Linked DNA regions of Mus musculus: all the other regions are linked to region 1. The links are chromatin loops, found by intact Hi-C in ENCODE. Cell type or tissue: heart. All regions are shown on one strand.

The links. A loop is a pair of places that touch in the nucleus more often than their neighbours do. Peaks named below come from ENCODE experiments on the same cell type or tissue, not always from the same donor. Only the 100,000 strongest peaks of a DNase experiment are listed, where the experiment ranks them.
Region 2: it touches region 1 in a loop (2.1-fold over the local background); 6 of 42 quality-filtered maps call a loop at or near these places.
Region 3: it touches region 1 in a loop (2.2-fold over the local background); 17 of 42 quality-filtered maps call a loop at or near these places.
Region 4: a loop joins it to region 1, with 4 times the contacts of the local background. A loop is called at or near these places in 7 of 42 quality-filtered maps.
Region 5: it touches region 1 in a loop (5-fold over the local background); 18 of 42 quality-filtered maps call a loop at or near these places.
Region 6: a loop joins it to region 1, with 2.2 times the contacts of the local background. A loop is called at or near these places in 6 of 42 quality-filtered maps.
Region 7: it touches region 1 in a loop (3-fold over the local background); 17 of 42 quality-filtered maps call a loop at or near these places.

The regions. Positions count from the first base shown.
Region 1 is chr8:104,249,027-104,253,026 of GRCm38, forward strand. Cklf (chemokine-like factor) reads left to right here and starts at 1,835. Exons shown (of 4, transcript NM_029295.3): 1 at 1,835-2,069. The coding sequence starts at 1,992. In heart, a CTCF peak has its summit at 1,788; a DNase peak (open chromatin) is centred at 1,855; H3K4me3 peaks cover 1,562 bases; H3K27ac peaks cover 1,273 bases.
Region 2 is chr8:104,300,584-104,304,583 of GRCm38, forward strand. Cmtm1 (CKLF-like MARVEL transmembrane domain containing 1) reads right to left here. Exons shown (of 4, transcript NM_181990.2): 3 at 2,960-3,058. Among named protein-coding and RNA genes, the nearest start is that of Cmtm1, 7.6 kb to the right of the region's middle. In heart, no CTCF peak of the experiment used is centred here; no DNase peak of the experiment used is centred here.
Region 3 is chr8:104,432,444-104,436,443 of GRCm38, forward strand. The region is part of intron 4 of Dync1li2 (dynein, cytoplasmic 1 light intermediate chain 2); the gene reads right to left. Among named protein-coding and RNA genes, the nearest start is that of Dync1li2, 8.6 kb to the right of the region's middle. In heart, a CTCF peak has its summit at 2,065 (motif pointing left); a DNase peak (open chromatin) is centred at 3,798; H3K27ac peaks cover 340 bases.
Region 4 is chr8:104,569,301-104,573,300 of GRCm38, forward strand. No RefSeq gene overlaps it. Among named protein-coding and RNA genes, the nearest start is that of Pdp2, 20 kb to the right of the region's middle. In heart, CTCF peaks have their summits at 527 (motif pointing right), 1,271 and 1,948 (motif pointing left); DNase peaks (open chromatin) are centred at 401 and 1,821; H3K4me3 peaks cover 969 bases; H3K27ac peaks cover 367 bases.
Region 5 is chr8:104,338,500-104,342,499 of GRCm38, forward strand. It overlaps Cmtm3 (CKLF-like MARVEL transmembrane domain containing 3), which reads left to right and starts at 2,095. Exons shown (of 5, transcript NM_024217.3): 1 at 2,095-2,396. The coding sequence starts at 2,250. In heart, a CTCF peak has its summit at 2,382 (motif pointing left); DNase peaks (open chromatin) are centred at 1,052, 1,422, 2,132 and 2,912; H3K4me3 peaks cover 2,932 bases; H3K27ac peaks cover 2,870 bases.
Region 6 is chr8:104,563,225-104,567,224 of GRCm38, forward strand. No RefSeq gene overlaps it. Among named protein-coding and RNA genes, the nearest start is that of Car7, 24 kb to the left of the region's middle. In heart, CTCF peaks have their summits at 1,876 and 2,089 (motif pointing left); DNase peaks (open chromatin) are centred at 1,847 and 2,467; H3K4me3 peaks cover 286 bases.
Region 7 is chr8:104,440,617-104,444,616 of GRCm38, forward strand. Dync1li2 (dynein, cytoplasmic 1 light intermediate chain 2) reads right to left here and starts at 2,431. Exons shown (of 13, transcript NM_001013380.2): 1 at 2,079-2,431; 2 at 1,858-1,931. The coding sequence starts at 2,185. In heart, a CTCF peak has its summit at 2,454 (motif pointing left); DNase peaks (open chromatin) are centred at 1,805 and 2,195; H3K4me3 peaks cover 2,092 bases; H3K27ac peaks cover 1,399 bases.

The sequences.
Region 1 (4,000 bases):
TGTTCCTCGGGAAAGCATAACGAATATCTCCCCTGAATGAACAAAAAAGGGATAAGAAAAAAAGCATGTAAGGCCAACTTGTAAGCAAAAATAAGCTTGGGTACTATAATTCACCCATTCAAGACCAATAAGCCCAGATGTTGCCGCCTTGACTGTATATGGGCAGTTACAATGCGTGTAAAGAAGATTTCCACTTCTTCCAGGTGGCAAGATGCTGGCAGTCGTCTTGGGCAAAATGAAGAAAGACATTTTCTGGGTTTTGTTTTACTCTTTTAGATCTGTAACAAAAAAGCCATCACCCTAACAGGGCTTCCTGTTTATTTGCTAGGCACCTAGTAAAGGCAAATAAAATCTTCAAATTCAAAGTCGACAGTTGTGTGTGTGTGTGTGTGTGTGTGTGTGTGTGTGTGTGTGAGCGTCTTGGGGTGAGATTGTTGGTAACTGTTGATCAGATTCAGCCAAATGAACAGATCTTAGATGGGCAGGATCCAAAGAGATCTAAATGGACTGGGGTTGTGGGCTAGTTAATTCTTACCAAGGCAACACAAACTAGAAACACCTCGGGAAAGGGAGCCTCAATTGAGAAACTGGCTGCGGCAGATTGGCCTGTGCGCATGTCTGTGGAGCATATTCCTGTTGCTAATTGATGAAGGAGGGGTTTTGTTGTTGTTGTTGTTTTGTTTTGTTTTTGTTTTTTGCCTCCTTGCTATGGGCAATGCTGTCCCTGGGCAGGTGAGCTGCGGGTCTTTATGAATGAGCAAACCAGAGAACTACTGAAGCTGATAAACACTCTTAGTTCTTCTGCTTCTGCTTCTTCTGCCTCCGGTTCCAGCCTTGAGTTCCTACTTTGTCTTCCCTCCTGTAAGCCAAATAACCCTTTCTTCCCCCAAATTGCTTTTGGTCAGTGTTTGTTTTATCACAGAGAAGCAAACTAGGACGGGTGGTTATTCAGTTCTCCAAAAGAAATCATGAGACTTAATTCACATAATGGAAGTGACATATTCTTCCTGTGTCTATCATCATGAAATGCTCCAAGATGGTTTGTCCTGGCTACACCGGAGCACTTTATAAACTGTGGGACAACTAACAGCAGTGGGAGGCGAAAAGTACTCTAGAGACAGGCTTGCACGTTCTGAGAGCAAGGACAGACTAACAGGGCCAGGCCATAAGTTCAGGCTATATATTCTATAGCTATTGATGAGTGGCCCAGACCATGGGGACCCTTCGAGCAGAGAAGCAGACAGATCCTTGCTTTATAGAATTTATATTTTTTATTTTAACTGATACATAATTGTATTTATTTACAAGATACCATTGGATGTTTTATTACATGTGCACATTGTGTGATATTCATATCAGGATAAGTCTGTCTCTTCGGAATAATTTCTGTGCTGAAAACGGCCAAATTCCTTTCTTGTAGCCTTTTAGTTTTTAAATAAAACTATACATTTTCATTATCCGTGGTCAACCAGACTAACAGAACATCGGAACTTCTCTTGCCTAAGTCTAACTTACTACCAGTGAATCAACGTTTTCCTGGGGGATATTATACTTGTAATCTGGATGGGATCTAAAAAAAAAAAAAAAAAAAAAAAAAATGCTGAGGAATGACTAGACAAGGTAACCAAGGGAAATCCTAAGGAGGTGGCATTTGAGATGCTCAAATGGCGAAGAGGCTGGGCTGGCATTCTTGGGTTTTTCTCGCCTACTCCAACAGTGCTTCTCCACAGGAAAGCTCCAGGGCAGAGGAGCAGTGGTGGGGACCTGGCTTGGGTTAGGCTAGACAGGTGTCAGCAAGAGTTAGGAACTTAAGAGACCAGGAGGCGGAGCCAGTGGGCGGCCCGCGCTAGTGCGCAGGCGCGCCCGGACTTGGCCTGAGCGCGGTGCCGCAGGCCCAGCCCCGGCAGTTGAGCTGGTGGCGCGAGTCCTGGAAAGAGCCATTAATCGAGAAGGCTTGAAAGAGAGGCGTGACTGTTGGGTCTGTGGGCAAGATGGAGACTCCACGGCCGGTCGTAAGCCGTCGGCCCTTCTGCTGTACTCTGAAATGCTTTGTGAAGTTCCTGCGGTTGGTGAGGACCAGGGCGGGAATGCAGGGCGGTCGGTAGTCAGGAGTGCTCCGGGGTAGAGAAGACTGGGTTCGGAAGCCTGGAGCAGCGTTTGCTCGGCCACCTGGTTTCCAGCCACGCCTTTCCAGACGCAAGGCATTGATTGCTCTGTGGCTCAGTTCGACCGGAGAAGAACTATAGGGTAGAGTGGCTTCCTCCTTCAGATGATGTAGGGACACGCCCATGGGTCTATCCGAAAACCCTTCACTTGTTTTACGAACTTGGTGATAACCTCTACCAGACCAGGCGCTGTATAGTCTCACCACTCAAAAGTCATAAATATTTTTTTAAGATTTTTTTTTTAAGTTGGTGGTCTTTTACTGTAAGTCGGACATTGGATGTTACCGAACTTAGAGCGGATACAACCCAGAGCGAGAGCAAAGAGGAAACTGCCCGTATTAGGGCTCCAAGCCCTAACAGGGGCATTGCAGTCTGTTCTGGACAGCACTTTGGAGAAAGGAGATCATTATTAAAGGGTAATGTTCTCAGCTCGTTAGAGAAGTACAAACGGCCAGGGACTGGGTTCACTCTGTACCTGTAGCTCCTCCCAGAACTTCTCACCCCGCCCCTACCTTAAACCTCTCCAGCCCAGAGGCTGGGATTCATTTCCCTTCTCCCAGCTTCTCATTTCCATATAAACTGGCCATCTCTGCAGACTCTCTTGGTACCCCACCCCCTTCCCCCAACACACACTCTCCTCTCCTGGTCCTCTTGATTCTCTCCCTCTCCCCGTCCCCCTCTCTTCCTCTTCCTCTCTCCCCTGCCCTCTCCTCTCATGGCTCAATTCAATCTGACCACTTCCAGATACCTCTGACTGTATCCTCCGTCATACCTACAATACAACTTTCTCCTCAACCATACCTAAAAGCCCTGGTTTTCACTGAACTACCATATTAAAAGGAATGTAAGAAAACTCAAAGAAAAGTTAAGCCGTTCAAAAAATTTGGAGAGCTGAAATGAGATGGTTAAAAGTTCCAAGGGTAACGTTTCCACATAACACGAAGAGTTTATTATATTGAAGGGGCGACAAACTTAAATGACCGCCAGAGAAGACAGTATTTCCCTGACTACAGAAGGCACGGGTGGGCACTAAAGAGGATGTTGTAAAGGAGATTCAAACTTCAAGTGAATGAGGAAAATTAATTGCATAGGAAACCTTCCCCGTGTCAGAAATCCGTGATTCGGAGAGGTAGCTCCAAATTATGATTCATATGAGACATTCAGAAAAAGACTCTGGAGCAGAGGGAGAGGTTACCTTTGCCTTATTTAATCAAGAAGGTGACTGGCCACCTGGAGTTTTACATTAGCTCCAGAACATTGAAACAGATAGATAGTTGGGGAGGGGGGAGGAGTTTAAGTTTAATATAACTTGTTTTTTGTTCTGTTTTGTTTTTTTTTGGTTTTGGGTTGTTGTTGTTTTTTTTAAAGATTTATTTATTTTATGTGAGTACACTGTAGCTGTCTTCAGACACACCACAAGCTGGCAGCAGATCCCATTACAGATGGTTGTGAGCCACACCAACTGGTTGCTAAAAATTGAACTCGGGACCTCTGGAAGAGCAGTCAGTGCTCTTAACCGCTGAGCTGTCTCTCCAGCCCCATTTGGGTTTTAACAGGTTCGCATAGCATGTCTTTGGCTGGTCTTGAAAAACTCACAAGCATTTCATCTGTCTCTACCACCCAACCACCCAGATGCTTGCTTGCTTTATTTATTTATTTTAGATCTATTCCGTTTATGTGAGAGTGTTTTGCCTGCCTGTATTTATATGCACCACACGAGTGTTTGGTGCCTTTGAAGGTCAAAAGAGGGCATCAGATCTCCTGGCAGCAGAGTTATGGATGGTTGTGAACCACCATGGGATGCTGGAAAACAAATCCAAGCCCTCTGCCAGAGC
Region 2 (4,000 bases), 52 kb after region 1:
AATAAAACTGGAATTCCTTATAATCCATGGGACAAGGAATTGTTGAACATGCACATTACACTCGGAAAAATTGGTTTTTGAAAACAAAAAAAGGGGAATCATATCCCTGTACAACACAAAAAATTTTAAATTTCAATGCCAAGGAACCCTCTGAGTGTGGGGAAGAGGGCATGTTTGTGTTTTTTCTACAGGATGCTGAAGGAGCATGCTAGCTGCCAGAGTGGTTAATGACACATGCTGATTCTGGGACAAAGAATGATGCTGAGCGTGAGTTTGAAGAGTGTCCTGACAATGATGATAGAGAAGCTGTATTGGGCCTACATCCCTGATCCACCCCTTTTTACATCCAACAGTATGGGAAGCCCTAGAAGTTGTGGTAATGGTAAACAACACTAAGTTGATGGATATACCTGCTGGAGGAAATTTCACTATTGATAGAGAAATTAATTACTAAAGATTTAGAACTCTATATGCTTTTGTGAGAGGTGCAGCTACAGGCACTTCTGCCCTAGTTTTGCAAGGAAAAAATTATGAGCTTCTTAGAATAGCAACAGATACAGAATAAAGAAAAGGAGTTGGGTACAAAGCTCTCCACATTGTCCACACATCACCCTTTTTCCTGGCTATCTCTCTTAAGAGAGGGCCTGGTACTTGCCAGTATTACTGGATTAGGAAATGTCTCAGCCTGCTTCCTTTGTGCTGCATTAGGACACCCTTCATGGACAGCTGTCCCTTACCACATCTCTTGGAATATGTCTGGTGCCAGTTCTAAGACTTTTTCCCAAATTTTTGAAGTATCCTTGTTCTTGATCCCTGAACAACAGCAATTTAAATTCTGCTATACTAGTCCCAATGAAAATTTGTGCAATCAAACTAGTTCGCCTAGACAGGATCTGAGTGCCCCTGAACAGTATTTTTTGTTTGCTTGCTTTTTGGTGTAATGGTACCCTTACTAAAATTCTTTCCAAAAACATAGATAAAGAATTGCTGTGTCTTCCCATGACCCTAATTCTTCAGTTGACCTTGCTAACTCCCCTGAGTATTTGAGCTGGAATAGCCCCCAGCCCAGCCCAGCCCTGGATATTAGAATAAAGCAAGCTGTTTTCCTCCCTGTAGTGGCCTGTGTCTCCTTGGTAACCTCTGTTGTGGCTGCCGGTTTGGCTGGAGGAGCTTTAACCCATTCTCTTCTCACCACCGCCAAATTATCCCAACAATTTGCATTGGCAGTGGAAGCCTCCATTGAGTCTTTCAGCTTCTTTACAGAGACAATTAACTTCCCTCACCCAAGTTGCTGAGCATTTGATTTGCTGACAGCTGAGAAAGATGGCACCTGTCTCTTTCTGAATGAGGCAGGCATTGTAGAATCCAACAGTTACATAAACGTAATTTGAGCTCCAGAAAAAAACAGTTTTCAGCCGCTGCTGATAATTGGTGGAAGTCCTCCATGTTCACCCTCTTGATGCCCCTCCTTGGACCTTTAATAAGCATTTTATTATTAGTAACTTTGAGGCCTTTTATTTTTAACAGAAATACTGGTTTTGTAAAACAGCAGATTGATTCCATGGCATCAAGACCCTTGCAAATTCATTATCATAGACTTGATTTGGCTGATAGAGGCCTTGTTAAACCTGGGGTTGATAATTCTCCTTCAGGAGCTGCATAGGATTCAGGCCTGTGCATACTGGTTCTTGATCAGATGAATCCAGTATGGGCACCAGCGTGGGCTGCAAGGCTAAGCACCGCAGGGGAAGGTCTCATACGGACCATCTCTGAATTCCCCGTGAGGCAAACCTGGTTTGCAAGGAGGTTGGTATCTGTTTTCAACCTTATCCTAAGGATTTTTCTAAGGCTCTGCCTCCCCTCCCCAAAAGATACCAAGAGCCATGACTGTGGGTCCTGATGGTACCCACGGGAGAAATCGGGTCAATGCCCCCTCCCACCCCCGCTGGTTAACGCCCACTCATCCAAGGATGAGATGGCTACTGATCAGCCCAGTTCCTTAGGGCCTTGGTGGAAATAATTAGAAGGGAGGAGATGCCGGGAGCCATGGCTTCAGCCATGGCCTTGTGGAAATTTTCTAGCTTACATAAACAGCCCTGAGAGAACATTCATGGTCATAACAGAAAGAATATTTGTGGGTAGAGAGGGCACTGTGACCATTGGTTCCAGGAGCTGAAGATGGCTCCCTGACCTTGGGAGAGCCCCCGGGCTCTTCCCCCCTCCCTTGAAGCCTCCTCTTGCTTATATTGCCATCCCAGAATAAAGTTTTCCAGAGCTTGATCAGTCAGATTGTCTCTTGCTCTCCTTCTTTGTGTTTCTTGTCCCTCTCACTCTCTCTCCCCTGCCTCCGGTCCCTGCAGGTCAGGGCAGACAACTTGACACCATTTGAGGAAGTCACTACAAGAAAGAGAAGGGGGTCTGGAGGGATGGCTCAGTGGTCATGAGCACTGTCTGCTCTTGTCAAGGAACCAGGTTTGGTTCCCAGGATCCATATGGAGGCTCACAGCTGTCTTTAATTCCTGTTTCGTGGAGTCCAATGTCCTCTTCTGACCTCCTCAGGCACTTGCATGGATGTACATATACTTAAACACATACACACACACACACACACACACACACACACACACTCACACACAACTGAAAATAAATAAATCTTCTCTGTTCTGTTAATGACACCATGATGGCTCTCCAGTTCCCTTTTCCAGGTCCTGAAATACTCATACTATTTTCGATTAGAATATTTGTATTACTGTATTTGTATGTGGATGTGCATATGTGTGCCTTGATGCACTTGTGGAGGCTGGAGTACTGGGGTGTGTCTGTCTCTTCTATCCTGGGGGGGGGGGGGCGGGGATTGAACTTAAGTCATTAGACTTGGTGGCAGATGGCTTTACTCACTGAACCATTTCATCGTTATAGAACACTGGTCTCAAGCAGAACCGTAAAGGCCTCTACTTACCCCTCCAGCGTAGCATAGATCCTTTGTATTTTTTTTCCCAATGACTACTATACCAACTATTCCAAGAAATACTGTTGAAATGGCAGAGTTGATCAGATCCTGCAATGCAGAGTTGAGAATGGTCAACTTTGAGTGAGAATGTAACTTCAAAACCTTTAAACTTCAATTATCCACTCTAGGACAGACACTTTTTGAACACTTGTCTTTGATTGGCAGGGATCTTCAGGGATATAGTTATTATTTTTTTCAGAGATAGAAGTTTATGTGATAAAAGGTGTTGGATAGGGCATTGAAGAAATAGGCTTAAATATATATATATATTAAAGTTGAAGAAAACATGTGTGGTCTAGCTCACTAGCATCCCACCCACTTTAATGTTAGAAAAAAATGTATTATAAAGAACTGAGGCTGCTTGGGGGCACAGGCCTATAATTCCATCTCCTCAAGAAGTTCTCAAGTTCAAGATCTGCCTGTGCCACAGAGTGCTATCAAGGCTAGCCTGGAAAACATGCTGAGATCTTGTTTCAGAAAGGGGGAAGAGGGCTGGAGAGATGGCTCAGTGATTAAGGGCACTGACTGCTCTTCCATAGGTCCTGAATTCAATTTCCAGAAACCACATGATGGCTCACAACCATCTGTAATGAGATCTGATGCCCTCTTCTGGTGTGTCTGAAGACAGCTACAGTGTACTCATATAAGTAAAATAAATCTTTTTTTTAAAGGAGATGGGGAGAGAGAGAGAGAGAGAGAGAGAGAGAGAGAGAGAGAGAGAGAAGATGGGAGGTGTACGAATGAAGAGATGGCTCTGTGGGAAACAGCACATGGTGATCCTTACAGGGTACCTGGGTTGGGTTCCCAGCACCCATGTGGTAGCTCACAATTGACTCTAACTCCATTTGCGTGGGATCTAGCCCCATCTTCTGGCTGTTAGGAGCATCAGGCACACTTGAAGTGTACTTTCACACAGGCAGGCTAAATCCTCAGACAGCTAAACTAAAAATGAGCCTTAAGAGACAGAGATGCAGATCAGTGGTAGAGTAC
Region 3 (4,000 bases), 180 kb after region 1:
CTGAATGAGCTACTGGGGTGGTGGTGGTGTGGAACCTTATATGAAAGAAGCAGGTTATTAATTAAGGCTGTGCCTGTAAAGGCTCTACTATGGCTTGCTCTCATTTTCCTCTCCCCCTTCCTCCCTCTTTTTTTGTTTTTGTTTTTTGTTTTTTTTCTGAGACAGGGTTTCTCTGTGTAGCCCTGGCTGTCCTGGAACTCCCTCTGTAAACCAGGCTGGCCTCGAACTCAGAAATCCGCCTGCTTCTGCCTCCCAAGTGCTGGGATTGAAGGCGTGTGCCACCACTGCCTAGCTCCCTTCTTCCCTCTTGACCCACGTAGGTATGTGTGTGCATGCGTGCACGCATATTCTTATGCTGATCTCAAACTCATTATATAAGGAAGATGACCTTGAACTTCTGGTCTTCCTGCCTCTACCTCCCTAGTACTGGGATTACAAGCAGAGCTGCTGTGCCTGGTTTATGTAGTACTGAACCCAGGGCTTCATGCATGCCCTCTATTAACTGAGCTACACCCTCAGGCCCTCTTCTCTTTCTGTTCCCCTTCTACTAACAGGTGAGCAACTTTTTTTCCCACCAAAGTAAGAGAGCAAGCCACCAGTGCATGCAAACTCTGAAATCATAGCTAGACAAAGCTCAGTCTGTGTGTGTGTGGGGGGGGGGGCGCGCGTGCGCGCCATCAAGTACACATGTACATAAGTTCTTGAGTGTGACATCTTACTTAATTGCTCTTCACCTTCTTTTTTGACACAGGGTCTCTTGCTGAACCTGGAATTCACCAATTTAGCATGACTGGCTTCGGGAACCTTCCCATCTCCTCCCCAGTGCTAGGATTGTTGCTGCTCCCACACCTAGCTGTTACACGGGTGAGGACTAAACTCTGGTCCTCATGCTCCACAGGCAATAGTTTATAGACTGAGCCACAGACTGAGCCATCTCAACATCCCTTCCTTTGTTTCCTTTGTTTCTCACAAAGGCAGAGACTAATGGGTCAAACTTCATTGTCAACAAAAAGAAATCAACCAAGGTCATCTCCATACTATGTTGAACATAGCCAGAAAATGTGATGTTGTTGTAGGAGCTTAAAGGAATTTCTCTTTTAACAGTCAAGTCAATAAAAAAATGCAGTGGTTAACTGTCGGGGTGACATCTGATTGCCCAAGAGCAGAGAAGGCATTTGTCAAGGGCTTCCCCAACAGGGAGCAGGGCAGAGCCAGGGTCAAGATAGAGGTGAGCTAAGCTACAGTGGGAAGGGAGGGGGTAGAGCAGCCGGATCACCTATTCCAGGAGCCCGCCAGTTCAGTCTTCTGTATAGGTCACATGGTGAGAGTAGCCTACAAGTCCTGAAGGAAACTAGTTACTCTAAATCAGTGCTTCTCAACCTTCCTAATGCTACAACACTTCAAAAAAAAAAAAAAAAAAAAAAAAAACAGTTCTTCACATTGTGGTGACACCCAACTATACAATTATTTTCTTTGCTACTTCATAATTGTAATTTTGCTGTTATGAATCTCAATGTAAATATTTGATATGCAACCCCGTGAAAGGGAGGTTCAACCCCTAAAGGGGTCAAGGGCCACAGGTTGATCTCTCTAAGGCCAGCCCACTCTAGTGAATCCCAGGTGAACCAGAGCCACACAGACATTAAAAATAAGCAAATAAACCGCTTAGGAGACGCGCCTCTAGGTGTGCCTGTAAAGGTGTTTCCAGAATGGTTTATGATTTACTTACACCATCCCAGAGTCTCTGCATCTAGACTAAATTTTTAAAAAGGAGAAGACTAGCTTAGCACTGGAATTCACTTCTGCTTACTGACTCCAGATGTACTGTGACCAGCAACTGCCTGAGGCTCCTGCCACTGTGCTTTCCACGCTAGGACGGGCTGTATTCCTCAAACAAAACAGCCCAAACCCAACCCAGCCCCACCCAACCCAACCCAACCCAGCCCAGCCCCACCCAACCCAACCCAACCTAACCAAACCCAACCCAACCCAGCCCAGCCCTTCCTTATACTGTCTTCATCCAGTTTTTGCAGCATCAAGCACCACCTTCTGGCAGCTCAAGGTTGCTGTCCCTCTGCCAGCTCTGGGTCACAGTGGCTGGTCACAAAGCTGCCCCACAGCAGGCAGCTTGAGAGGAACCCGCCTGTAAAGAGGGGCTCACTTGTCGAGAATGATACTAAAGGCAGCTGGAGAGGTGCTCAGGAGCTAAGAGCATGCCCTGCTCCTGCAAGGAACCGAGTTCGCTTCCAGCACTGCCCAACACCCGCCTCCAGCTCCAGGAGGCCCCAGCACTCTGTCAGCTCCATTCACATGCACACACACTGTGCCCCCCATAATCGAAACTAAAATAAATCTTAATAAGAAAACACCAGAGAGTCTAATTAATCTGAAAGGCAGCCGTCCTGTGAGCAAGAACATGAAGAACTACTTCTCTAAAGTAAGCTAAAACCAGCGTGAATACAAGCACGCCTTCACCAAGCACAAAGGCACGGCTACCATTCCAAATATCACAGACCAGGGACTGTGAACGCCGAGATGCTCAGTCACAGACATGGCTCAGCAGTTGCTAGATGCCCTGCCCTCTAGTGTTCTCTCTCCTCTCCCCGCTAACCCAACACGGCATGAAGACGCTTTCTAGACTAGCAAGGGGGAAAGGTGGGTTGGTCAGCGAGTCAAAGTGGTCACGTGAAACCCCGAGTTTGACCCGTGGTACCTGCAGTGGGAGGAGAGAACCTTTTCAAAGTCATGCTGCACAGGTATGTGCAAGCGCACACATGCTACGAAAAGCCAAAAAGATTCCACTCTCAACCTCTTTAAAAAGAGAGCAGGCAGGCAGGCAGGCGCACCTCAGCACTGCCTCCCGGTCTCCATGTTGCTGCTTGGAACACCGACATATTGTTTAAAGTTTAATTGTCAAAGGGAAGAGAACCACACCCTCAAAGTGACAGAAGCCGTGAGTCCAGAGGAGGCAGGGCTCCCGAGCTGTCTTCCCAGGCTTGCGCCCCACTTGCAAACTGCCCGCCTCTAGGTTTCCTCTCCTTGACAAATAAACCCCCCAGAACTTTTTAAGCCATTTTCCCCTCCATTTTTCTGTCTTACGTCGCTAAACCTAATCCTCAGTGACATAGACGCCAATGACTAAGACCATTAAATTAATTCAGTGTCTCCTCCACAAGCTCCCCAAGAATAGGTGTCCTTCCTGCCTGCTGCCTCCCCAGAGCACCCAGAACAAACACCCAGCACCTAACACTTGCCTTATTTGAGAAAGAGTGGTGCCCTCGGCTGATGTGGCTTTTTCTATTTTAATCAACCTTTGTAAGGTTGTCAAACCCAAACTGAAGTCTGCGGTACATCAGCTCACCAGTCTGGGTAAGACGCTGTGTGCAGTGCTCGAGAATAGCGCCTCAGCCTCACAACTATTTTGCTGAGCTGTCTTTAGCATCGCTGTTTTGCAAGAAAAAGAGGCATCATCTAGAAAAGTCAGTGGCTAAAGAGAGGCGAGATGAATGGCCTGGCAATCATGATCCCCAAGGGCAGATGAGGCGGGAGGCACACACGCAGCCAGGGGAGGAGGAAGGTGTGAGGCTCCGGCTGCGCTGATGACGGGCAGGGGGCAAGATGAAGTGTGCGACAGGAGACACGCAGTAGGAAAGCCAGTTTGAGAAGCGCCATCAAACTTCCCTGACAGTGAGTGTGCAGATACTGTGTGCCATGCTCCAGAGCCCTCATCAATTCACCAAAGGGGGTGATGTCATCCCGTGGCACCGAGCCAGGGCAGCCAAGCTCACACTGGCCAAGGCGCTGCGGCTGCCGGTTCCGCTCCCTGTGCCCCTCCCATCTCCCTGGCACAGGGACAGAAGCTGATGTAACTGCACAGAAGCCAAGGAAGGAAAAACAAGCCTCTGAACCGCACTTGAAAATGCAGCACACTTCCTTTACTTTGTGCCTTCTTTGTTCTCAGAAGGGTTTTAAACCTAAAATAACTTTTATTTTAAAATGT
Region 4 (4,000 bases), 320 kb after region 1:
CTGGACAGTGAGACACATTAATAACAGTAACTAAAATCACAACAGGCACCTTACCAAACATAAAGTGCATGAGCTCATAGATGTCAGAGGCTTCACCACTAAGAAGGTATTCCTCTATGAAACATTCAGACTTCTGTGAGGTGGGATGGAATTCGTTTGCTGCAGGATTCCCCAGAGCCTGAACCAGGCCATTGTGTAACTGGGAATAGTAAGCAGAAATCCATCCAACTGCCGCTCCTTCCAAGGAGTGGGCCATGGCTCTTTATCTTAGAGCATTTTGTGGTATCAAGTCCAACAAGAGCAGAACTCAGAGGAAGCACAGAGGAGTTGTGCTCTTAAATCTTATCCAGTCCTGGCCCCCCCGCTTGGAGACAGAGCAGGCAGGAATGACCATAGAATCCAAGGTGTCCCAGGTCAGGACCTCTGCCCCTGCTGTTTGCTCTGTAGGAAATGTTCTTCCTTTCTAAATTTAGATCTCTTCCAAAGTCTTACAGGAAAGAGTCTTCCCTGATTTCCCAGAGGACAACAGCTGCACCCAGCCACTAGAGGGCTCAGATAGTAAAGGCTTTTACCTATAAGCCTGAGGAATTGAGTTCCACTTAGGTGGTGAAAGGAGAAAACTGCAAATCTTCTGACCTCTAGAGAGAGAGAGAGAGAGAGAGAGAGAGAGACGGGGGGAGAGAGATGGGGGGGAGAGAGAGAGAGAGAGAGAGAGAGAGAGAGAAGAAGAAGAAGAAGAAGAAGGAGGAGGAGGAGGAGGAGGAGGGCATGGTGGCCCATGCCTTTAATCCCAGCACTTGGGAGGCAGAGGCAGGTGGATTTCTGAGTTCGAGGCCAGCCTGGTCTACAGAATGAGTTCCAGGACAGCCAGGGCTATATAGAGAAACCCTGTCTCAAAAAACCAAACAAGAAGAAGAAGGGGTAGGAGGAGAAGGAGGAGGAGGAGAAGGAGGAGGACGAGGAGGAGGAGGAGGAGGACGAGGACGAGGACGAGGAGGAGGAGGAGGAGGAGGAGAAGGAGAAGAAGAAGAAGAAGAAGAAGAAGAAGAAGAAGAAGAAGAAGAAGAAGAAGAAGAAGAAGAAGAAGAAGGGGAGGGAGGGAAGGAAGGAGGGATGGATGAATGGAGGGAGGAAGGGGAAGGGAAGGATATGTATGAGAGACAGAGAGACAGACAGAGATAGACAGAAAGACAGAGAGACAGACAAAGATAGACAGACGGACACACACACACAAAGAGGAACTCAGAGACAGAATCAGACAGAGACAGAGTCCCCATCCCCAGGGCCAGGGGGCGCTCTCAGCCCCCTCCTGAGCCATTTCCTCGGTGCAAGCTTAGGGAAGTAGTCAGTGTTCCACCGTATCTCCCCACGGCAAGGTAGTCAACGAAATGAAACCGTAAAGAGTGTGTAAGTTCCTACAGTTTCATTCTCCAGAACTAAGCATTGTTAACTTCCTGCCCCATTAAACGTTTCTTAACAGATAAACAGGCTAGCACAATGAGGGAGGGAGGGGGAAAGCACAGACCATTATCAACGCGTCCTTTCTTCTTGGTCACAATCAGCCTTTTCTATTTCACGTTCTGTCTTGGCCAATTCCAGCCCCACGCTCTACCTACATCAAGATGCAGGGTGCAACTGCTCAGGCCAAGGCCGGGTTACTCCAGCCAGAGGAGGCTGGGACGTTGATACCCTGCACGTCCCCATCCTCATGCACATCCCAGGCTGCCAGCTGGTCCCTCGCAATGCCTGGAGCTGCCTACGGGCTTGCTCTAGCCAGGGCTTCCCTAGGAGAAGCAGAGAGGGAACTCTGGCACTCGCAATTTCCTGGAGAGTTACTGTTTCGTTAAATAGCACAAACGGATTGGGGTCGTTGCTTGATGACCTAGGAGCCACTGAAGGTTTTCCTTTCGATGAGCGAGCTTGAGGCGCCCCCTTCTGGCAGCCTCTGCTTATAGATATTGCAAGTGAAAGTGCCGCCAGAACCCATACTTCAACTACTCAGAAGGGCCTCTCCTGCTTCCTCTACCCACGCCAAATTCCCAAGGCCGTTCTTTCACTCGTCTCCAAACTCATTTTCAAGAAAGGATACGAGTCATTTGCAACTCGGAGTGCAAAATCCATCCAACTATGTCACTGCCAATTAGTTTTTTTTAGTTTTAGAGTATTAGTTTTTTTCTTTTCTTTTCTTTTTTTAATAGGACTGGAGAGATGTCTTGGCAGATAAGAGCACTTACTGCTCTTGGAGGGGACTTGGAGACAATCCTCAGCACCTTTGTGGTTGCTTACAACCATTTGTAACTCTAGTTCTGGGGGGAATCTGATGCTCTCTTCTGACCTCTGAGGGCACCAGGCACACATGTGGTACAAATACATACATGTGGGCAAACACTCATATACATAAAAGTAGGTAAAAGTTTTTACATTTTAAAAAAACATGTGGGGGCTGGTGAGATGGCTCAGCGGTTAAGAACACCGACTGCTCTTCCAAAGGTCCTGAGTTCAAATCCCAGCAACCACATGGTGGCTAACAGCCATCCGTAGTGAGATCTGATGCCATCTTCTGGAGTGTCTGAAGACAGTTACAGTGTACTTACATATAATAAATAAATAAATATTAAAAAAACCCATGTGCATGTATGTGTCGGGGGGGGCAGTCATGCACATGTACTGCAGAGTTACAGAAGAGGGCATTGGTCTTCTGGAGGCATACGAAAAGGGGTAAGCCCTTGTTTCTCTTATCCCCTCACCCTAACCTATACCCTGGCTTCCCCCCAGAAGACCAAATAGCAACTTGGTTGGTGTTTTAGTTGCTGTGAAGAGACACCACGGCCAAAGCAACTCTCATAAATGAAATTATTTAATTGGGGACTTGCTTACATTTTTCAGAGACTTAATCCCCATGATCACCATGGATGGCACAAAGACAGGCAGGGTACTGGAGCAGTAGCTGAGGGCTTTACCTCCTGATCCACAGGCAGCAGGCAGAGGAGAGAGAGAGAGAGAGAGAGAGAGAGAGAGAGAGAGAGAGAGAGAGAGAGAGAAGAAGAAGGAGAAGAAGAAGAAGAAGAAGAAGAAGAAGAAGAAGAAGAAGGAAGAAGAAGAAGAAGAAGAAGAAGAAGAAGAAGAAGAAGAAGAAGAAGGAAGAAGAAGAAGAAGAAGAAGAAGAAGAAGAAGAAGAAGAAGAAGGAAGAAGAAGAAGAAGAAGAAGAAGAAGAAGAAGAAGAAGAAGAAGAAGAAGGAAGAAGAAGAAGAAGAAGAAGAAGAAGAAGAAGAAGAAGAAGAAGAAAGAAGAAGAAGAAGAAGAAGAAGAAGAAGAAGAAGAAGAGGAGGAGGAGGAGGAGGAGGAGGAGGAGGAGGAGGAGGAGGGGAGGGGGAGGGGGAGGGGAGTGGGGAGGGGAGTGGGGAGGGAGAGATTAGATCTGAAATGGGATTTCGAAGCTTCAACACTCATCCCTACTGACAAACTTCCTCCAAGGTTACATCTACTCCAGTGAGGCTACATCTAATCTTTGCCAAACAATTCCATTAACTGGGGATCAAATATTCAGCCCATAACTGCCATTCTCATTCAAACTACTACAGTTGGTTTCCTAGGCAGAAAACGCTTCCCACTGGTTATGGCGTTGCCTCTGGGTAGTCTGGGCACACAGAAAGAAAGCTGAGGCAGGGAGAATCATGAGCTCAGAGTTAGCTTGGGCAATCCAGCAAGTTCAAGGACAACCTGAGCTACTTAGTGAGGTTGACAGTATGAGTGCCTTGGTTGTAAAAACAGAATTCTTGGGAGGGTACAGGTGGCTGTGCTCAAACTATTCTCAGTGAGCCCCAGAAAGGAAGTGTTGGGCTGAAACATCCTCTCCAGGAAAATGGTCTGTCTCAATTGAGCAGACAATACCAGGAAAGAGAGACTGCAGACTCCCAAGTGACTCTCTGAGACTGCATTTAACTTACTCATCCCAAGCCTCTATATAAACAGGACGGGGCATTGAACAAAAGTTATGTT
Region 5 (4,000 bases), 89 kb after region 1:
GCAGAGACAGAACATCTGGGGCTCATTGACCAAGTAAGTTTAGTGGAAATCCCATGTGTTCCAAGTTCAATGATATATATTCTCAAGAAATAATATGGACAGTCACCCATAGTGAGAATTCTGGAATTTTGGTTTCCTTAGAAAACGCAGAAATAGTTCTAAGGATTTGTTTTTATTTTAATCCCAAGTGGTGGGATATGGGGGATGCTTCAGATTATCCTCAGCAGCTGACTGAGATTTGTCTCGTGCTCTGGCGGAGTATGATTTTGCTAGCTGCAGATAGTTTAGGCACTTGTGTGGCGTTTGGAATTCTGGGAACTTTTCAGAGGGTGTATAAATGCTAGGATCCCAAGAAGCAGGGTGGGCTGTTGATTGGTTGGTGTTGGCTGCAGTTGGTTAAATAGATATGAGCAAAGAAAAAATTAGTTATCTTGACAGCAAAGCTCAAACTTGCCCCAATCAGCAAGAAGGACTAATAATAATGTTGCCCCTTTCCAACCCCTGACTTTATTCTGGGATCTCTTTCCTTTCCTTTCTCCTTTCCTCTCTATCCATTTTTCTCTCTTATCTAGTGTTAGAGGGTTGAAAGTGTGGAAGGAAAGGTATGGAGAAGGGTGGAAGAAAGAAGAACCCACTAAGTAGCCAAAAACAGCTACAGTCACCTCTGGTCTCTATCAGCACCCAGACACAAGAAAATGCACACACACACACACACACACACACACACACACACACACACACACACACTGTTAGAAAGGACAGATGTACAAAGTCCCCGTGGCAAGAGGAAGCATCAATTTTCCTGAGGGTGCAGTGGGAGGGATCATGACTAGTGATCTTAGCGCATCCGGGTGACAAGGAAGAAAGCATTAGTCTCTTAAAGAGCCTCACGATAGTTAATGGGGCAGGAGTGCAGACTTAGTGGTATTAAGAGAGCATCCATGATGGGCTAGCCGTGGGGGAGAACAAGGATAATTCCAGATCTCTGGTTAGTCCAGCACAGAACGAACCCAAGCCTTGGGCAGCTAACGAAAGAGGCCAGGAAGGAGGATGGGCTGGCTGAGGCCTGACAGGAGCGTGGCCTGTAAAATAGAGGAAGATGGGCAAGCCAAGAACTAGCGGGAGGGTGGCCTGGGAAGTAGTAGGAAAACTCTGAGAGGAGCCAAGAAGGGGAAAGCACTCTGAAAGAACTGATCTCGCCTGGTTAGAGCCAAGCCTGGAGAGGACTTAGCGGAGATGGGGGTGGGGTATGGGGGCAGTGTCCCTGTCCTGGAGTTGTCTAGGCAGTAAGTTACTTCGAGCTTAAAGAGCAGAACCGCTGAGCAAGGACAGGTGGTCGCTTTAGGGGGCGCTCAGGGCAGATAAGTGGGTCTGTGTCAGTCAGGACGGGGGGGGGGGGGGGGGGGGTAAGGAGTCAAACGACAAAAGAAGACTCCAGGCCAGCCACACAGAGCAAACAGAGAGCTGGAGTGCGAGGGGACTGGGAGGATCTGGGTACAGAATCTGTGTCACCCCGGGACGTAGCAGAAATAGTGAGTGCGGGAGGTGGGGAGGTAGGTGCTAGAAGGCTGCATGGGAAGGGGTGCGAGAATGGGGCAGAAGATAGGTGGGGCAGGTAAAGGAGGTGGGGGGGGGCAGTAGAGGGGGTGAAGAATGAGAAGTGACCGGAGGATAGAGGGCCAAGGATAGTCGGAGGGGCAGTGTAGTGCAAAGATTCATGGGTGGGGAAGTGAGAAGAGCAGGGTCGGAGGGACTGTGGGGTGCGCCGGGGTTGGTGGGCGGGACAGGATCGAGGGGGAACTGAGAATGAAAGGACAAGGTGCAGGGAAGGATCCTAAGGCTAGTGAAGAGGCAGAGGAAGTAAGTGGAAATAGAGAAGACAGAGAGAGACAGACTGGACTACATCTGAGGGGCAATGAGGAGTGGTTGGAAGGATGGAGCAGGATATGGGCAGGACGTAGGCAGAGGGGGAGTGGGGGAGGAGGAGATGGGAGGATCCACAGGACGGATGGGTAAGGCAGCGTCCACGGAACACGGGGGCTGCGTAGAGAATGGTCGGAGGGAGGATGGGCGGGGCAGGGTTCGAGGGGCAGTTGTGGGTGGGGATGGGGGAGGTGGGCGGGACAGCGGAGGATGAGTCCCCGGCCTAGTCTAACTCCACTTTTTCTTCTTCCGCACAGCGGGTTTCCGCTTCCCTCCAGGGCGGTGGGTGAGGCAGTGAGGCCCAGGCTCGACCAGATAGCGCCGCTATGTGGCCCCCGGACGCAGAGCCAGAGCCCGATCCAGAGTCCGCGCATGGCCCCCGAAGTGGCAGGACAGTGCCGGGACTCCGAGCCCTGTTGCCCGCGCGCGCCTTCCTCTGCTCTCTCAAAGGCCGCCTCCTGCTGGCCGAGTCGGTGAGTGCGTGTGCTCCCCGGGTGCGTGAAGCCCGGTACCCGCGCCCCAGCCTGGGGCCTTGCACCTCCAGCCCAGGAGAATTTGGACCACCGCCCCCAAGCTTGCTACGACTTCTCTGTAGCGGAGCTCGAGTCAGAATCAGGCCCGAGCCGTGTTCTTCCCGGATTCTCCAGTCTGCGAGGCCCTCGAAAGGGACCAGAAGTCAAGGGTTTGGGGTCCTGGTCCCCGCTGGAGCCGCAGCTCGGCTGCTGTGTGACCTCGAGCGCCTCCGCCCTCTCTGAGTCCCCGGGACTGCTGCGCTCGCTAAGCTTCTTCTGGCCTCGCCCGCCCTGCACACCCTCCCACCTCCTAGGCTGAGACCTAGCCGCCTGTGTGGTGAAGATCCTACGGAGTGGGATGTGCCCCCGGGGAGTGGGTGAGGCAGGGGCCACGTAGTGAAGACACAGGCGGACCACTGTTTCAGGGTGGCGAGCCTGCGGGGTGACTTCATGCCCTCCTTCCCCCCTCCCGCGCTGTACTCCTTCCTCCTCCCTGCTTGTCCCCACCCGGATAGGAAGGTCTCCTTTGTCCTCCCAACACTCATCATCACGTGTGGGGCGGGAACTGGCATGGAGCCTATGGAGATGGGGAGAGGGGTGGGAGGAGGGACGGTGGAAGGAGGAAACAGACCATAGTGACAGCCACTTGTTGCTCAGATACCTAGCAACTTAATATCCGACCTGCTCCCACTTCGAGTTGGGGATAGGAGAGACAGTGTCTTTAACTGCTAGGAAACTTGGCAGGTGACTCATCCAGTGACCTTGAGGATATCCTTGAGGGCAAAAGGGGGGTTCTGCCCCAGGACCTCTCCGTTGTACCCCAGGACCTACTAAGGAGCATCAACCCTGAGGTCTCCGGTAGAACCTAATACTTTGTTCCTAAATGAGGTGCCAAGCGGACCTAGAGCCCATTTTCTGGCCGTTTCAGATCTCTGGAAGCCTCTGGGAGGCGTGGGGCGGGTCTTTGAATCTACTGGCCACTGGCTTCAGTCCTACCTGCCCAGTACCCCTTCATGGAAAAGGAGTGAGTGCCAACCAGAAGTCACAAGATGTCCTTGCCCTAGCTGGGTGCCAGAAAGACAGGCCTAAGAAAATATGAAGGGTAGTAAGCTCATAGGGTATAGGGGAGCCTCCCCCAGTCATTCCTCCCCCTTGGTCTCATGCAAGTAGGGAGTCTGACCTGGATAGAAAGCTGGAGGAAGAAGCAGCCACCAAGAACTGGGGAGTGAGAAAACAGGAGTGGGGGAGGGAGGAGGTTGGGGCAGGGGAGTGCCACCAGAACCAGACTTTTTCTTTTTTTTTTTTTTTCAAATTTATTTATTATATGTAAGTACACTGTAGCTGTCTTCAGCCAGGCCAGAAGAGGCGTCAGATCTCATTATAGATGGTTGTGAGCCACCATGTGGTTGCTGGGATTTGAACTCAGGACCTGGGGAAGAGCAGTCAGTGCTCTTGCCTGCTGAGCCATCTCGCCAGCCCAGAACCAGACTTTTTTGAGGGGAATGGGTACAGAAAAGAGGAGAGCCATACGAGCAGCCTTTGGCAAGGAAATACAGTAGGAGCTG
Region 6 (4,000 bases), 310 kb after region 1:
ATTTGCTGTCTGTGGGAAGTGTGGGAACTTATTTTGTGTTTCCAAATTAAGTGGAATGAGAACGCAGACTTTAGTCGTTGAGGGCAGAGCCATCAGCCTTAAGAACATTCCATGGGTCCTTTGAACATCAGATAGCAATCACACAGTCTCAAGGGCCGGCACCCCTGCCCTCGCCAAATTCCAGAAGTGTCTCCAACCCCATTGTTCCTATCTCCCTATATTCTCTTAGACACTCTAGGATAGACTCTAGGGACTGAGGGGAGGCCTGGGCCTGGCCTGAAGCTGAGGGGGAGGTGAAGGCACTGAGGATTCAGTCTCCCTAGCAAGGTCCTGAGGGAACAGGTTGGTTTTGGAGGCGGGTAGCTCCGAAATTCTATGTGGGCATTGCTTCCCATCACACAGGATGCTCCACAGAACACCTTCCAGGACCCACTATCTTTGGGGCCCTGTACACCCAGTTCTGACTTGACTCTTCCAGGCCATACAGGAAATGTACCCCCAATGGACAGTGGAGTCCCACTCTTGGTGGCCTCTGTGGGACATTTCGTGTAAGACCTTTACCTAAATAACACACCAAGAGGACTCAGGAGCCCTAACAAGTGTAATTAAATATAAAATAAATACCCAATGACAGGTGACAATGTGGAAGATACCGCTCATATCCCTCGTGCTACACTTACTTTAAAATGTGAGACACAAATTATTTTGCAGTACCTTTCTCTGGTGCCTCTGAGGGCCTGTTCTTTGTGGCACACCAGTGATACACCAATGATCCATTTAGTCAGATTCAAATCAGTTTATTTATTTAATGATTTATCTATTTATTTATTTAATGTATGTGAGTACATTGTCCCTGTCTTCAGACACACCAAAAGAGGGCGCCAGATCCCATTACAGATGGTTGTGAGTCACTATGTGGTTGCTGGGAATTGAACTCAGGACCTCTGGAAGAGCAGTCAATGCTCTTAACCACTGAGCCATCTCTCCAGCGCACAGGTTTTTTGTTTCTTTGGTTTTTTTTTAAAGATTTATTTATTTATTTCATGTATGTGGGTACACTGTCGCTGTCTTCAGACAGACCAGAAGAGGGCATTGGATCCTATTAGAGATGGTTGTGAGCCACCATGTGGTTGCTGGGAATTGAACTCAGGACCTCTAGAAGAGCAGTCAGTGCTCTTAACTGCTGAGCCATCTCTCCAGCCCTCCCCCCCCCCCTTTTTAAGACAGGGCCTTGTGTGGCTGAAGAGGGTCTCACATTTGCTATATAGACAAGACTAACCTTGAATTCCTTATTCTCCTGCTTCCACTTCCTCAGGGCTGGGATAACAGGTGTGTGCCATGATTTTTTAAAAACAGTTGTTTTTTTTGAAACAATATTTCACTGGGTAGCCCAGGTCAGCCTAGAACTCATGACTTTCCTGCCTTGCTCCCAAGATTAATGGCATATACTAGCACACCTGAAGAGAGAGAGAGAGAGAGAGAGAGAGAGAGAGAGAGAGAGAGACAGAGAGACAGAGACTATTCTCATTTTGCAGATGACACCCTGAGGTTAGATTGGTTTAGATGGAGACAGGGTTGGCCGATTTCAAAGCTAAGTCTCAGTTGATGTCACTCCTTAGTGTCCTTAGAAGAAGTTAAGTAACCTCGCAACACTTGTTATGTTGTACCAGGATACATAATGTCATTTCCTAGTGCTTAGCTACGTTTGGGCAGCAGGTAAAGCGCGCGCGCGCGCGCGCGCGCACACACACACACACACACACACACACACACACACACGTCCCTACTCTGTGAAGTGAGCAGTTCTGGGGCTCCTTGCCATATTTACGCCCCTAGTGGCCACATATGAGGCTGCTGTTTGGTCTCTGGTTCATCTTAGTTAGTAACGCACCCGCTAGGGGTCGCTGGAGAGCCTGGCTATGAGGGGGCGGGGTGGGGGTGGGGAACCAGCAAGTTACTGGCTAACAGACTATTGACATATTTTTGCTGTTGGTTATGTTCTCGCTGTTGGTTATTCTCTTCCTGGAGTTCTCAGCTCTTGCTTCCTCTGCTGGCCAAGGTAGCCACCGTGGATACAGTGGCCAGCTGGCCAGTGCCACTGACTGAAAGGGCTTGCGTGGAGGACTGAGTCAATGGCTGTATCCCCCAAAAGGCATGGGACATAGAGGACATTCCAGGGAGAGGAACAGGAAGGAGAAGGTTCTGGAGGTAGCTCTGTGAGACTGGAGGTTAATGTGAGAGAAAAAAAATTACATTTGACCCAGTCTTCAGCATAGCCTGGAGATGGGGGTGCCCTGATTACAGTCACAGGTCCTAATTCTTCAGACAGAAATAACTCTGGAGCGGAAGAAAGGAGGCCAGCTCCACCCCCACACCCCACATATATGCCCCATCCTCATTCTGCAATCACCCCACAGCTGGAGGTGAGGTATCTGCCCAACAGCACTCACTAGAATCAAGAAACGGGGACCCTAAATTCAGCGGAGGTCCCTTGCCCACTTCACGCCTCCGGCCAATGGCAATGCAGGCCCCCACCTGCCAAGCTCTCACACCACACAGGGTAGACTATGCCAAAGCTTACGAACTCTTGGAGAATCAAGTGTCAATTGTGGTTAAGGCTCTTCTTGTCCATTCACGAGCCTCAGGGTTAGTGGAGCCACCCTCCTCCACAGGGGAGAAAAAATGCCCAGTGTGGGTGCTCAGTCTTCTACTGAAGCTTGATCAAATAGAAGCTGCAGGCTTTGGATTTGGCCTTTGGTTGATGAGAGAATGTTTGGTTTTCCGTGTAACAGTATGCTTACAACACACCACCCATGCATCTCCCACAGGGGACCAGGCTCACAAAAGCAGCACCCACCAAGTTATTAGTGTCAAATAGGACGTGACTGTCCTATTTGAGTAAAAGCCTTTACCTAAGACAGGCAGAGAAACCCCAGCTTGGGGGTAGGGTGGGGGAGTTCTCTTCTTTCCCACCATGGGATGTTTGGAGCATTCTGAAATACTCAAACTTGCCCCTCAGACAACTCCTGATACATAGATAAACTTCCAGGAGATTTGAAAGTCCCAAGAGCAAGGCTCAAATTCATTCATTTTACTACGGACAATCTGGTAAAGTCAGTTTGAATCACCTAATCCTTTTTTTTTTTTTTTTGACAAGATTTCTGTTAGTCCTAAGACATGGCATGTGTCTCTCCTTCTCTCCTACTTCCTTCTGGTCCCAAGCCTAGAAACCCTACATCCTACCTCTCCTCCCCAGCTATTGGCTGCTGGCATCTTTGTTTACCAGACAGAATTAACTGGGGGCAGGTTCCCAGAAGCTACATATAGACCCACTCGTGTAAACTAATTTTGGGGGACCCAAATTGACATTAGAGTCCAAGTGGCTGTAAGTCTTCTGTTTGCAGTTGGATCAAGATGTAGAACTCTCAGCTCCTTCTCCAGTACCTTCTCTGCCTGGATGCTGCTGCGCTTCCGGCCTTGATAATAGCGAACTGGACCTCTGAACCTGTAAGCCAGCCCCAATTAAACGTTGTCCTTAGGAGAGTTGCCTTGGTCAGGGTGTCTCTTCACAGCAATGGAAACCCTAACTAAGACACAGGTGTAATATTTTGTATTGCTGCGACCCAATAGACAAGAAAAGCAACTTCAAGGAGGGAAGATTTGTTTTGTCTTATGGTTTTAGAGGGTCCAGTCATCATGGCAGAGAGAGTATGGCAGAGGAGAGGAGTTCTCTCGGGAAGGGCACCCAGGAGGCAGAGAAAATGGCACCTAGGAAGGAGCAAGGGAAAGCCCTAAGAGGAGTCCCCAGGAACCGACTTCTTCTAACGAGGCCGCACCTTCTACCTTTCAATAATGCAAAAGCTGTCAGGGTCCAATCTGGACACAGGATCAGAGTTCTCAACTGGAAGCAGGGCTATCTGGAAGGCACATAATAAATATACACAGACTGCATTTTGGGTACAAGCTAAGAGGCAAGTTTTCAAGGCTTAAAGTTTCTCTC
Region 7 (4,000 bases), 190 kb after region 1:
AAAGTATACCATGTATCGCTCTGCGCAAAGACAGCCAGTCATAACACCAACACAATAAGGAACAACCAGAAATCTCAAACATGCCTGTTAAGGTCTCTCTCACTCGCTCTCATCAACAAAGGAGACCTGCTTTTAAGAGTGACTGGCAGAGACAGCCAACCCAAGATGGCAAATGACCTTCTGCTGCAATTCTCTTCATTTCACAAGGGAAGGAACAGGGCAAACTCACCAGCTCTACCTACATCCCAGAGAAGTGAAAGTCAGAGAGATGAGGCTAGTTTCCCACAAAAATAAATCTTCGCCACAAGAACTCTTCAAAACACAACTAACCCCAAAAGTCTAGGAACACTAAAATAAAAACCTGGCTCTGCCTCAAGGCATGACGCTTATGTAATTTACACACATTTGATTTGTAGAACAACTTCACAAGCACCCTAAAGGCTTGGAAACGGGGGAGGGGGAGGGTTACCGACCTAGGTGAAGCTCCTAAGTACAGTCTCAGTAGCAAGTGCTTTCTCATCTCCCTAGGATTAGCTATAGCCACCCCCTCATCTAGATGCACTCTAAACCTGAACGAGAACCATTACCAAACATCTCTGGGCATCCTTGGATTCAACACTATGGAATCTGAGAACATAAGAAAGGAAAGGCAGTCCACGAGGATCTTCCTTCCTCCACAATGCTCACCCTTTTCACGAGGGCCACAATCCACCCGGGGCCTGGAAGAGCGCCTGTCAGCATGACCTCAGCTCCTGTTCATTCTGACCTAGCTGGCCCCAGGAAGCCTGAGTTATCTCCCTAAAGCACAGACCTGGCTATAACCTACCACCCTGGCCATTGGATGAGAGAAACACACGGACATCACCATGCAGTCATTTCCATAAGGCTTGGGGAAGGGTGGAAGAAGATAAAAATCTGAAAATCAGGAGTCTCCAGGAAAGCCGATTAGTCCTCCAGACTTTCATGATCTGACCTCATCTTTATCCTCTATTGCAAAAAAAAAAAAAAAAAAAAAAAAAAAGGCTTTTGACAGTGCCCAAACGATTCACCCTACTATCTTGATGTGCTTGCACCTAGGCAATTACCCTTCAAGATACCTGATTCCACAAGCGCTCTCTCAACACATCAAGCAGTGTGATGCGCCCACAGCAGTCTGCTCTTGACATGAGAGATGCGATGCAACCACGCACACATCTGCCTCGGCTCCACTGGGATTCTTTCAGGGTGTCTAAGACTGTCTGTACTGTCCCACTGCTCAGCCCTCATTTCCTACTCTACAAACAGCATTGCAGGTGAACGCATATAATCCCTTTCATTTGAAGGAGATAACTGAAGCCAGAGAGGTTAAATGACTGACTGGGCAACCCAGCAGTGAGGGCAGGATTTATGCAAGAAAGTTCCTGGGGCTGACTCCCAAGCTCTGCTGCCTGCCCATGAAGACTGAAGAAAAGACTTCGTCCATCTCCTCAGTTTCCCAGTCCAGGTCACCTACTTCCCTCATCTTCTCCATCCAGCCTGCACATCCTCTTTTTCCTTCCTCCACATCCTCAACTTGGTGAGCACAAGGCTAACCGATGAACCGAGTCAAGGCTGAAGAAGGCTCAGCCAAAAGACTGAAGGAATGTGCCCCAATGCCCCAAGCCCACATCACATCACTGGACTCCAAACGGAGCTGCATTCTAGGGGGTCAGTAGAGGTGTGGGCTTGGAGACTCAGCAGCTACCCTGCCAGAGTCCAGGGTGCCCTCCCAGGCAGGCAAGCGACAAGCAGGCGCTAAGGGTGGAGAAGCCTGGGAACCAGTGGGAGGGGCGCCGCCTGACCCACCCCTGCGCCCCAGGGCAGTACCCCGCTGCTCACCGAACACCAGAATGTTTTTGCCGGACGGCAGCTTGGACCTGGCACGGGTGGACACTTCGCTCAAGATCGAAGACCTGCGGCGACAATGACAAGAGTGGTCAGCGCGGGACCGCCTAGGACCGCTCGGCCCACGACTGCCCATCAATGTCTGCCCACGGTCCTGCCCGCTCCGGCCCGCTCCCGGTCCGGCCGCGCCATCTGCGGCTCTATACGCTCCTCACCATAGACTCTGGCCTTCCTCCTCTTCACTTGTCAGGTCGCCGGCGGCCGCCACTGCGGGCCCGTTGGGACCCAGCAGCAGCTTCTTCTCCACCCCCACCGGCGCCATCTTGCCAACTGCAGCCACAAAGAGGGCCCTCCCCCGGGCCCGCCGAGGACCCGCAAGGACCCCGGCCGGGCCGCGCTGCCCGCCCGCAACGCCGCAGAAGCTCCGTTATCCAGCGCGTCCCGACGGGCCCGCGGTGTCCTCGTGCGTCTGCGGGACGTGGGATCGCCGCAGCTAGGGACGTTGCTGGGTCAGGCAGCCAGCCGGACAGCCTTACGCGGGAGGTGGAGCCGCGGACGCCACCAGACCGAGAGCGCGCTGGCGACCCCTGCAGGGCAGCCTCTGATGCGGCAAGTCCAAGCTTTGGAATGAACTCAAGCTAGACAACCATATTTATAAAGCGATCTCATTGAATCTTGTTTAATTCTTAATAAGTGAGGTGAGGAAACTACAGCTCAGAAGTTTAAAAGAAAATGGGCCAAACATGAACGAAGATCCACAAAAAAATGACTGGACATAGATATTTGCATGTCCTGTCATACCAGCAATGGGCAGCTGGTGGGGGCGGGGAGGGGGGGAGGGGGAGGGATCAGAAGTCTTAGACTACTTGGTAAGTTTAAGTTGAGCATGAGCTATGTGAGAGCCTACTTCAAAAAAATTAATTTTAAAATGGTTGCACATGGTGTCACACGCCTTTAATCCCAGCATTCAGGAGGCAGAGGCGGGAGGAACTCTATACATTTGAAGCCATCCTGGTCTACATAGCAAGTTCGAGGGTAGCCAGGGCTACATAGTGAGACCCTGTGTGCCGGCTAGTTTTGTGTGTCAATTAGAGTCATCAGGGAAGAAGGAAGCTCAATTGAAGAAATGCCATTGTGGGTGGTGCCATGCCTGGGCTGGCTGAGCAAGCCAGTAAGCAGCACCCCTCCATGGCCTCTGCATCGGTTCCTGCCCCCAGGTTTTAGCCCTGCTTGAGACCCTGTCCTGACTTCCTCCAATGATGGATTATGATCTGGAAGGGTAAGATGAAATAAACTCTTTCCTTCCCAACTTGCTTTTGGTCATGGTATTTCATCACAGCACTAACCCTAAGATACCCTGTCTCAAAACAGCCCCAAGACCCAGTTCTAGAGGTGGTATCCTGCCACTTCCAGTCATTACTCTTTTAGTTTTACTTTTATTAAATGTGTATAGGTGCTTTGTCTGCTTGCATATCTGTCCACTATGTGTATGCAATGCCTGTGGAGGGCAGAAGAGAGTGTCTGAACCCCTTGTAACTGGGATTACAGATGGTTGTGAGCTGCCCTGTGGGTACTGGGAATTGAACCCAGGTCCTTTGGAAGAGTAGTTAATGCTCTTAACCGCTGAGCCATCTCTCCAGCCATGTTTCTTCAACTATTATATGGCTTAATTTTCAGGATGCTCATTGAAAGTTTATCACAAATCCTCAGAATGTTGTTTTTCATCTCCTCCTTTGTAGACTTTATTAAACTGTGAATGATTTTTACCACCACAGTTAACAATACTTTTGGCTTTGCTTTACCAATTTTATTGTTGTTGTTGTTGTTTGAGACAGGGTTTCTCTGTGTAGCCCTTGCTGTCTTCGAACTTACTCTGTAGGCCAGGCTGGCCTTGAACTCGGAGATCCACCTGCCTCTGCCTTTGGAGGGCTAGGAGTGCCCCCACTGCCCTGCAAGGTTTCTGTTTTTTTTGCTTTTTTAAATCCTATTTTTCAGAGAGTCAATATTTCACAGCAGAACAAGCAGCTGTGACTGCTTTTCTTGAGTGGAGAAGGTAGTGGGGAGACTGGATGTAAAAGGGGAGAAGTAATGGAGAAAAGAAAGACAGGTTTGTGCTGATCAGGGGTAACTTTAGGTA